Linked DNA regions of Homo sapiens: region 2 is linked to region 1. The links are chromatin loops, found by intact Hi-C in ENCODE. Cell type or tissue: CD14-positive monocyte. All regions are shown on one strand. Each heading gives the region's core, and the rest is flanking DNA. Links, peaks and the distances in the headings are about the cores only.

Region 1 (4,389 bases), core at 286-4,285:
AATTTTTGTATTTTTAGTAGAGACGAGGTTACACTCTGGCCTGTTGGCCAGGCTGATTGCAAACTCCTGACCTCAGGTGATCTGCCCGCCTTAGCCTCCCAAAGTGCTGGGATTACAGGCATGAGCCACAGCACCCGGCAACTCCATCTTAAATAAGAACTGGGTAAAATAAGGCTGAGGCATACTGGGCTGCGTTCCAAGACCGTTAGGCATTCTAACTCACAGTATGAGACAGCAGGTCAGCATGAGACACAGGTCATAAAGACCTTGCTGATAAAAGTTTACAGTAAAGAAGCCGGCTAAAACCCACCAAAACCAAGATGGCAATGAGAGTGACTTCTGGCTGTCCTCATTGCTACGTCTTCCACTGTCAGAGGCGGTTGAACCAGGGCAACTCTATCTTGAGTAGGGGCTGGTTAAAATAAGGCTGAGACCTGCTGGGCAGCATTCCCTGGAGGTTAAGGCATTCGTAGTCACAGGATGAGACATGAGGCTGGCACAAGATACAGGTCATAAAGACCTTGCTGATAAAACAGGTTGCAGTAAAGAAGCCGACTAAAACCGAGATAGCGATGAGAACGACCTGATTGTCCTCACTGCCCACCAGTGGCTATGGCAACGTCAGGAAGTTACCCTATATGGTCTAAAAAGAGGATGCATGAATAATCCACCCCTTGTTTAGCATATCATCAAGAAATAACCACAAAAATGCGCAACCAGCAGCCCTCGGGGCTGCCCTGCCTATGGATTAGCCATTCTTTATTCCTTTACTTTCCTAATAAACTTGCTTTCACCTTATGGATTCGCCTCAAATTCTTTCTTGTGCAAGATCCAAGAACCCTCTCTTAGAGTCTGAGATCCGGACCCCTTTCCAGTAGCAAAAGGTCTTAGACTGAAGTACTGACTCCACAGTCGTTGTTAAGAATCCTAGTTGTTTAATAGAGGCGGTCTTGGGCTCTTGCTGGGCCGCGGTGTGTTCTGGGAAGTGTAGTCACCTGAGTCTCCAGTTCCTTGTCTCTGGGCCGTGTGTGCACGCCAGCGAAGCACTGTGGGAGTCGTAGTAGGGGAGGAAAACCCTATACCCTCTGGCGTGCGGCGCAGGAGTTTGGGGGAATGTAGTCGCCAGAGCTCTGCGTTGTCTTCCGGCTTTGGGCGTGGCCACGATGCACTCTGGGAGTCGTAGTAGGGGAAGAACGTCCTCCGCTCTTTTGCGCACGGTCGCTAGAGGTTCTGGGAAGTGTAGTTGCCTGAAGCTCGTGTTCTTTGTCTTTCGATGATGTGCGCTTGGCCTCAAAGCACCCTGGGAGTTGCAGTGGGGCGGGGAAAGCCATATGCTCTCTCGCGCGGGGTCGCGGTTGTTTCTGGGAAGTGTGGTGGCCTGAGTTCCACGTTCTTCGTTTCTCCGCTAGTTGTGCGCTTGGCCGCGAGACACTCTGGCAGTTATAGGAACACAAAGGTCTGTGTACTCTTCCGCGGGGGGCCGCGGTTATTTCTGGGAAATGTAGTTGCCTAGGACCCGGGTTCTTTGTTTCTCGGCTCTGGGCGTGGGAGGATAGCCCCTATGCTCTGGCGCACCGGGCCGCGATGGCTCTGGGAATTGTAGTTGTCGCAGGCCCTCGTTCTTTGTCTCCTGGCGTTCTGGGCACGGCAGCGAGGCGCTCTGGGAGTTCCAGTAGGAACGAAAAGCCCTTGCGCGCAGGGCCGCATTGGTTTCTGGGAATTGTAGTTTCTTGAGGCCGGCGGCCTGGTTGGGGTGACGTCGGCGAGGCTTCTGAAGACGCAATTCCTGCGACGCCCGCGGAGGGGCCCTGGGGGGCGGCGCCGAGCGTCTGGCCTGTGTTGGCTGTAGGCAACGAAAGGAGCCCTCCCGGTCTGCGCCGGATGGCCCCGGGCGGTGACTCGGTCCGGAGCCCTGGAACGCTACGCCCACCTGGCGGAAAGCACCACGGAAACGCATCCTTCTGTGGCCACTGTTAGGTGAGGGGGTTCTGGGGAGGCGCGCCGTGGCAGGAAGAGAAAGCCGGCGCCAGTGGTCCAAGCGCGATCTCTCAGGGCGCCCTGCTCTCTACGTGGGAGGCGCGGAGCGGGGGCCACGGGAATCCCCAGTGCGGGAATCTAGTGACTTGGGCGCGGCCTAGCTGGCCTGTTCGCTCAGGGCTCCTTTCTCTCTCTGCCAGGTCTGCCATTTTACACTTTTCTGATCTCCTCCTTCCCTTCTGTGAGCTATGTCTCAGGTAAGCTAATGATTGATAAATATATATATATATATATATATAAATTTTTATTTTTTTTTTAAGAGAGAGACAGGGTCTCCTCCTGTCGCCCAGGCAGTGGAGCGATCATAGCATCCTGTAACCTCAAACTCTTGGCCTCAAGTGAGCCAACCCACTTGGCCTGTTTCCGCTTTTCTTTGTGAAGTGCAGCCGTGTTTTTCAGGACTTGGGACGTGGCTTTCTTTCTCCTACAACCACCTGCCTGGCAGAACCCCAGGACCCTGTCCCTTGTTCCTCCTTTTCAGGTGCTTATACTTAAGTATACATGAAGAGAGTGACAGGAAGCTATCCAGATGTGGGCGGGGTTTCTGACCTGGCTGGCATGTTTTAGGGTGAGAGGGTAGGGTGCCAGCTGTTACATCGCCTCCTCTTTCCCACAGTGTTAGAATGAGGAGTGCTTTACGTTACTCCAGCGCCCCTTTATTCATTTATTCAATATGTTTTTACTGAACCTCTACTTTCAGTGGTTCCCACAGTGTGATCCTTGGACCAGCAGTATCAGCATCATCTGAGAACGTATTAGAAATGAATATTCTTGAGTCCTACCCCAGACCTTCTGAATCAGAAACTGAGAATTTGGCCCAGCAGTCTAACAGTCCTTCCAAGTGATTCTAATGTGCAACTCATTCTAAGTCTTGAGGATGCAGAAGTGACCAAAACAAAATCTCCGAATCCTCAGAGCTCATTTTTCAGACATGACATAAGGAACACATTTTTATTTTGATTTGGCCTAAGGGCTTGGCTGGTAATTGTGCTTCACAGCAGTGGGGATAACAGGGTCAACTATTCAAAATGAGTCCCTCATTTCAGTTCCACTTCTTTATCCTACTTTTTGTCATACTTCTCTCCAAATTCAGAGGTTCTCTGAGTTTTGCTGGGGAATCCAATTTCCACCTCTGCTGCAGATCTTGCTGTGTAGGAAACAGCTGCTTTATTAGTCAACAGTCTTTAATCACTTTTTTATTAAACTTCAAAACTGTAAATTATAACTGCCATCCATCTGGGACTGCTACTAGTTTGAGACATTTTAAATTCCCATTCATGCCTTATAGATCAATGTGGATCACTCAAGTGGTGCAAAACCAGGCTGCAAAGCAAGGGCTTATATATTATTCCCCCTAACTCTGAGGGAAAGTGCTTTAGGTTCTGTCCTGGGAGGTATTACATTCTCTTCTTGCGGAATCAAGATTCTTTATTGCTTATCCTCCTTGTTCTGTGACATTGCTAAAATTACCACTAAGTTTCACAGGTATTTCTTTAGGATTAGGGATAACTGTGACAAACTTGAGACTGTATGCCCCATTTGAAGGGTGGTGCTGTTATCTGCTGTAGCGAATTATTACCCTGAAGAAATTCTGGCTGAATTATATTAAAATAGGCTGGTATTAAGGAAAATATACATTGTTTATTAACATAAAGGAATACTGTAAAATCTTAAGAATTTTTACAACCAATGCCAAAAATCCATATTGTTCATGTGTATAATCCTTTATTTTGAATAAAATTGTAAATTATCTCAGGACAGATAATTTATGTTTTTCTCCTTTTCTCCAGTTATACAACAAAACACAAGAGCTAGGCTCTTCATTATATAATTACTCAGAATTCTGAAAACTCTCACTGTTACTACTTAGACACATTGCCTAACCTCCACAGTGAGACTCATTTTATTCCTTGATGAGGGAGTTTGGGGGCATGCGTGCTGGTCATGCAAATATCTGTCCGTCATTTCAGGGGTCAGTGACATTCAGAGATGTGGCCATAGACTTCTCCCAGGAGGAGTGGAAATGGCTTCAGCCTGCTCAAAGAGATTTGTACAGATGTGTAATGTTGGAGAACTATGGCCATCTGGTCTCACTGGGTAAGTATTCTTCTTCATCTCCCTCAAGGCAAAATTTGACCGTTAGGGTGGCTGTTATAATTATCTGGCTGAATATTCCCAAGAGAGGTATGGGGTTTCTTAAAATTAGTTTTAAGATGGGGACGTAACTGCACCTTATTTTTAGACATTTTAAAAACTTACATCTGACATTTCCTTTGTGGCCCCTCTTAGGATTCAATGACTGATCTTGAATTTATTTCATTTTCTGCAAGCAGGTCTTTCCATTTCTAAGCC
Region 2 (4,389 bases), core at 247-4,246, 180 kb before region 1:
TGCTTTTTTTTGTATTTTTAGTAGAGACAGGGTTTCACCATGTTGGCCAGGCTGGTCTTGAACTCCTGACCTCAGGTGATCTGCCTGCCTTGGCCTCCCAAAGTGCTGGGATTACTGGTGTGAGCCACTGTGCCCAGCCGCTATGAACTATTTTAAGTGGAAATAATGATTTTTATTCTATTTTATTATTTTTTATTTTGAGACAGAGTCTTGCTCTGTTGCCCAGGCTGGAGTGCAATGGCGCAATCTCGGCTGACTGCAACCTCTGCCTTCTGGGTTTAAGCAATTCTCCTGCCTCAGCCTCCCGAGTAGCTGGGACTACAGGCGCGTGCCACCACGCCCGGCTAATTTTTGTATTTTTAGTAGGGACGGGGTTTCACCGTGTTAGCCAGGATGGTCTCGATCTAATGACCGTGTGATCTGCCCACCTCAGCCTCCCAAAATGCTGGGATTACAGGCATGAGCCACTGCACCTGGCCTAATGTTTTGAGTTTTAATACATGTACTTTGCAAAACTTTCTTCTTTACAACTACTTTAACCCTGTAGGGAAAATAAGACAGGAAGAAATGAATAAAGCACATCCACAGGAGTGCTCATTTTCCTTCTCCCAGACTCCCCAAGCTGTAGGCACGAACACTGTTCTCTGCAAGTCTCACCTGGGCCACGCACTTCTCTGGACTTGCATGGATTTCCTCCCAGAACAATCCTGATTAAGGAAACACCAGGTGCTCTCTGTTTCCCGCTGCCAACCCCTCTGTGAAGGGAAATGCCTAAAACAGATCTCACTCCGAGATCTTTACTTTCCAGAGAAAGTAAAGAATAACGCATGGGAACATTCCAGAACATGAGGGAATCTCTGCTTATGAATTTAAGGAAAGTGTCTCTGGTGGACGTGGAGAAAAGGGAACCCTCATACACGGTTGGAAGGAATGTAAATTAGTACAACCACTACCGAGAACTGTTTGGAGGTACCTCAGAAAACTAAAAATTGAGCTACCACAAGCTCCAGCAATCCCTGATGGCTAGATACCGGAAAGGGAATCAGCATGTCTAAGAGATGTCTGCACTGCCATGTTTGCTGCAGCACTGTTCACAACAGCCAAGATTTGGAAGCAACCTAAATGTCCATCAACAGATGAATGGATAAGAAAATGCGGCGCCTGTAATCCCAGTACTTTGGGAGGCCCAGGCGGGCGGATCATGAGGTCAGGAGATCGAGACCATCCTGGCTGACACGGTGAAACCCCCGTCTCTACTAAAAATACAAAAAATTAGCCGGGCGTGGTGGCGGGCGCCTGCAGTCCCAGCTACTGGAGAGGCTGAGACAGGAGAATGGCGTGAACCCGGGAGGTGGAGGTTGCAATGAGCTGAGATCGCGCCACTGCACTCCAGCCTGGGCAACAGAGCGAGACTCCGTCTCAAAAAAAAAAAAAAAAAAAGAAAGAAAGAAAGAAAATGCGGCGCATGGCGGGGCACAGCGGCTCATGCCTGTAATCTCAGCACTTTGGGAGGCCGAGGCGGATGGATCACAAGGTCAGGAGTTCAAGACCAGCCTGGCCAAGATGGTGAAACCCCATCTCTACTACAAATACAAAAATTAGCTGGGCGTGGTGGCGGGAGCCTGTAATCCCAGCTACCCTGGAGGCTGAGGCAGGAGAATCGCTTGAACCCGGGAGGCGGCGGTTGCAGTGAGCCGAAACCACCTCCAGCCTGGGCGACAGAAACAGACTCTGTCTCAGAGAAAAAAAAAAAAAAAGCGAAAAAACGTTATTTATTTATTTATTTATTTAGAGACGGAGTCTTGCTCAAGTTGCCCAGGCTGGAGTGCAATGGCACGATCTCGGCTCACTGCAACCTCGGCCACCCAGGTTCAAGCAATTCCCCTGCCTCAGCCTCCTGAGTAGCTGGGATTACAGGCGCGCGGCACCACGCCCGGCTAATTTTTGTATTTTTAGTAGAGACTGGATTTCACCTTGTTGGCCAGGCTGGTCTGGATATCCTGACCTCATGATCTACCCGCCTCGGCCTCCCAAAGTGCTGGGATTACAGGCGAGAGCCACCGCGCCCGGCCTATAAAAACATTTTTAAAAAAGGACAATGACTCTAGAGATTCCCCGGCAGAGTTCCTCTGGGAAGCTTTTCCTCACCGAAGACGCGGCCTCAAGTCATCCCCAAGCCGGGGCTCCTGGGTGGCTTCTCAGGAAGCCAAGCTCCCTCACCCTGTGGCGACGCCGCGGGCGGAATGCGCATGCGCGCCACGAGCCACAATCGTAGGGTTGGGCGCGCCCTGCCGGCCACCAGGGGCAGCGCAGGAGCTGAGCGCACCCCATCAGCGAAAGAAGCGCGCCTCCCCGCTCTTTTCTGAACCGTATCTCCTAAACTATAATTTTGGAGATCAAAAGTGCGGTGGAGCCTCCTCTTCTGTGGCTTGATAGGAGTGGGGGAGGTAACAAGAAGCAAAAGTACAAAGCCAATATATTAAAGTCAACTGAAACTGGAAAACTTTAAAGGCCTACCGTTTGCAATAAAACAACAAAAAGAAATCCTTGGATACAACAAATCCAAGAAATCCTTGCTCTAACAAAATATGAAACCATCTGTATCCAGAAAACTATGAAACACTATTAAAAGAAAACGTAGGCCGGCGCAGTGGCTCACACCTGTAATCCCAGCACTCCGGAAGGTCCGGAGCACAGAGGGCTCGCCTGAGGTCAGGAGTCCAGAGGAGCCTGGGAAATATGGCCAAGCCCTGTCGTTACTAAAAATACAAAAATTAGACTGGCTTGGTGGTGTGCGGCTGTAGTCCCGGCTACTCGGGAGGCTGAGATGGAAGGATGGCTTGAGCCCTGGAGAGGGAGGTTGCAGTGAGCCATGATGGGGCCACTGCACTCCAGCCGGGGGAACAGAGGGAGACTCTATCTTAAGGGAGGGAGGGAGGGAAGGAAGGAAGGAAAGGAGGGACGGAAAAGAAAGAGAGAGAAAGAGAGAAAAAAAAGGAAAACATAACCGGAGCATACTCCTTTTTCATTATTGTAGTCACAATATTGCTAAGATGTCAATTCTTCCCAACTGTAGAGTTGGTGCCGCTCCGACAAAAATCCCCGCAATTAATTTCGTAGATGTTGACAAACTGTTTGTAAACCTAGAATTGTAAATACAACCCTGAATAATAATGAACTTGAAGAACTCAACTTCCAAATCCAAAACTTCTAAAAGCTACCAAAAGAGCACTATCTTTGCAAAAGAATGGGCATTCTTTCACATGAACAATATCATTTTATCTTATTTTTAATTTTTTTTCAGGGTGTTGCTGTCACCCAGGCTGGAGTGCACTGGCACCATTATAGCTCACTGAAGCCTCGAATTCCTAGGATCAAGGGATCCTCCCACCTCAGCCTCCTGAGTAGCTGTTACTATAGGTGCCACCACGCCTGGCTGGAACAATATCATTTAAACTAAGCTTACATAGAATGTATTAATAATACAATCACAGGCAAGGACCCTTGCTTCAAACGTGTTAGGAAGCTGCAGAATTGAGGCCAGCCAAAACAGAGAGATTAAATCACATACATTTCTAGCTTTAATTTTCTTCCTATTTTCGCAGATCATGATTTTCATAATGATAATACATGAAGTGGTCCTTATAATAAGTAGATTCTATAGAGATGTGTATTGTATCAGCAGATGTCCGGTGTAGAATGCCACTTCCATCACAGCTTCTGAACACACAATGCTATCTACAATCGATTAAAAAATATATTTCAAAAGCCAGTTTCCCCAATATAACTAACTTCAGCATTCACTGATGTACTGAAAACTTATATTTGCCAATAATAGATTTTAGGGTAATTCATATTAAGATAGGATGGTTTTTAATATTATTTGAGGATAGACAGGAAATTTTAGTTGAGCAGGTTCTATTTTGTTTGAGTGGATCCATTAAAAAGATTGTTATTATTGCCGAGTGTGGTGGCTCGTGCCTCTAATCCCAGCACTCTGCGAGGCTGAGGCGGGAGGATGGCTTGAGCCCAGGCGTTTGAGACCAGCCTGGGCAACCTAGGCAGACCTCATCTCCAATAAAAATACAAAAATCAGCCTGACGCAGTGGCACGTGCCTGTAGTCTCAGCTACTTGGGAGGCTAAGGCGGGAGGACCACTTGAGCCCAGGAGTTCGAGGCTGAAGTGAGCTATGATGGCACCACTGCACTCCAGATGAGGCGACAGAGACTCTCCCTCTAATAAATAAATCAATACATCAATGAAAAATTTTAAAAAGATTATTTGTTGACTGTCAGGGTGATTTATTCTTCTAATAAATAGAATATTTACTTACAATTATATATCTTCTCATTAATACTCCAGTTCTGGTTACAAACTGGTAAAAATTG

What was found. A loop is a pair of places that touch in the nucleus more often than their neighbours do. Peaks named below come from ENCODE experiments on the same cell type or tissue, not always from the same donor. Only the 100,000 strongest peaks of a DNase experiment are listed, where the experiment ranks them.
Region 2: it touches region 1 in a loop (3-fold over the local background); 13 of 110 quality-filtered maps call a loop at or near these places.

What each region holds. Positions count from the first base shown.
Region 1 is chr12:133,079,096-133,083,484 of GRCh38, forward strand. It overlaps ZNF140 (zinc finger protein 140), which reads left to right and starts at 1,828. Exons shown (of 5, transcript NM_003440.4): 1 at 1,828-1,977; 2 at 2,178-2,234; 3 at 4,008-4,134; 4 at 4,371-4,389. The coding sequence starts at 2,226. RefSeq lists enhancers at 857-1,546, 1,617-1,816. In CD14-positive monocyte, for the core only: a CTCF peak has its summit at 1,842; DNase peaks (open chromatin) are centred at 1,126, 1,736 and 2,066; H3K4me3 peaks cover 3,969 bases; H3K27ac peaks cover 2,331 bases.
Region 2 is chr12:132,902,650-132,907,038 of GRCh38, forward strand. No RefSeq gene overlaps it. Among named protein-coding and RNA genes, the nearest start is that of CHFR-DT, 17 kb to the left of the region's middle. In CD14-positive monocyte, for the core only: CTCF peaks have their summits at 2,337 and 2,537; no DNase peak of the experiment used is centred there; H3K4me3 peaks cover 568 bases; H3K27me3 peaks cover 2,087 bases.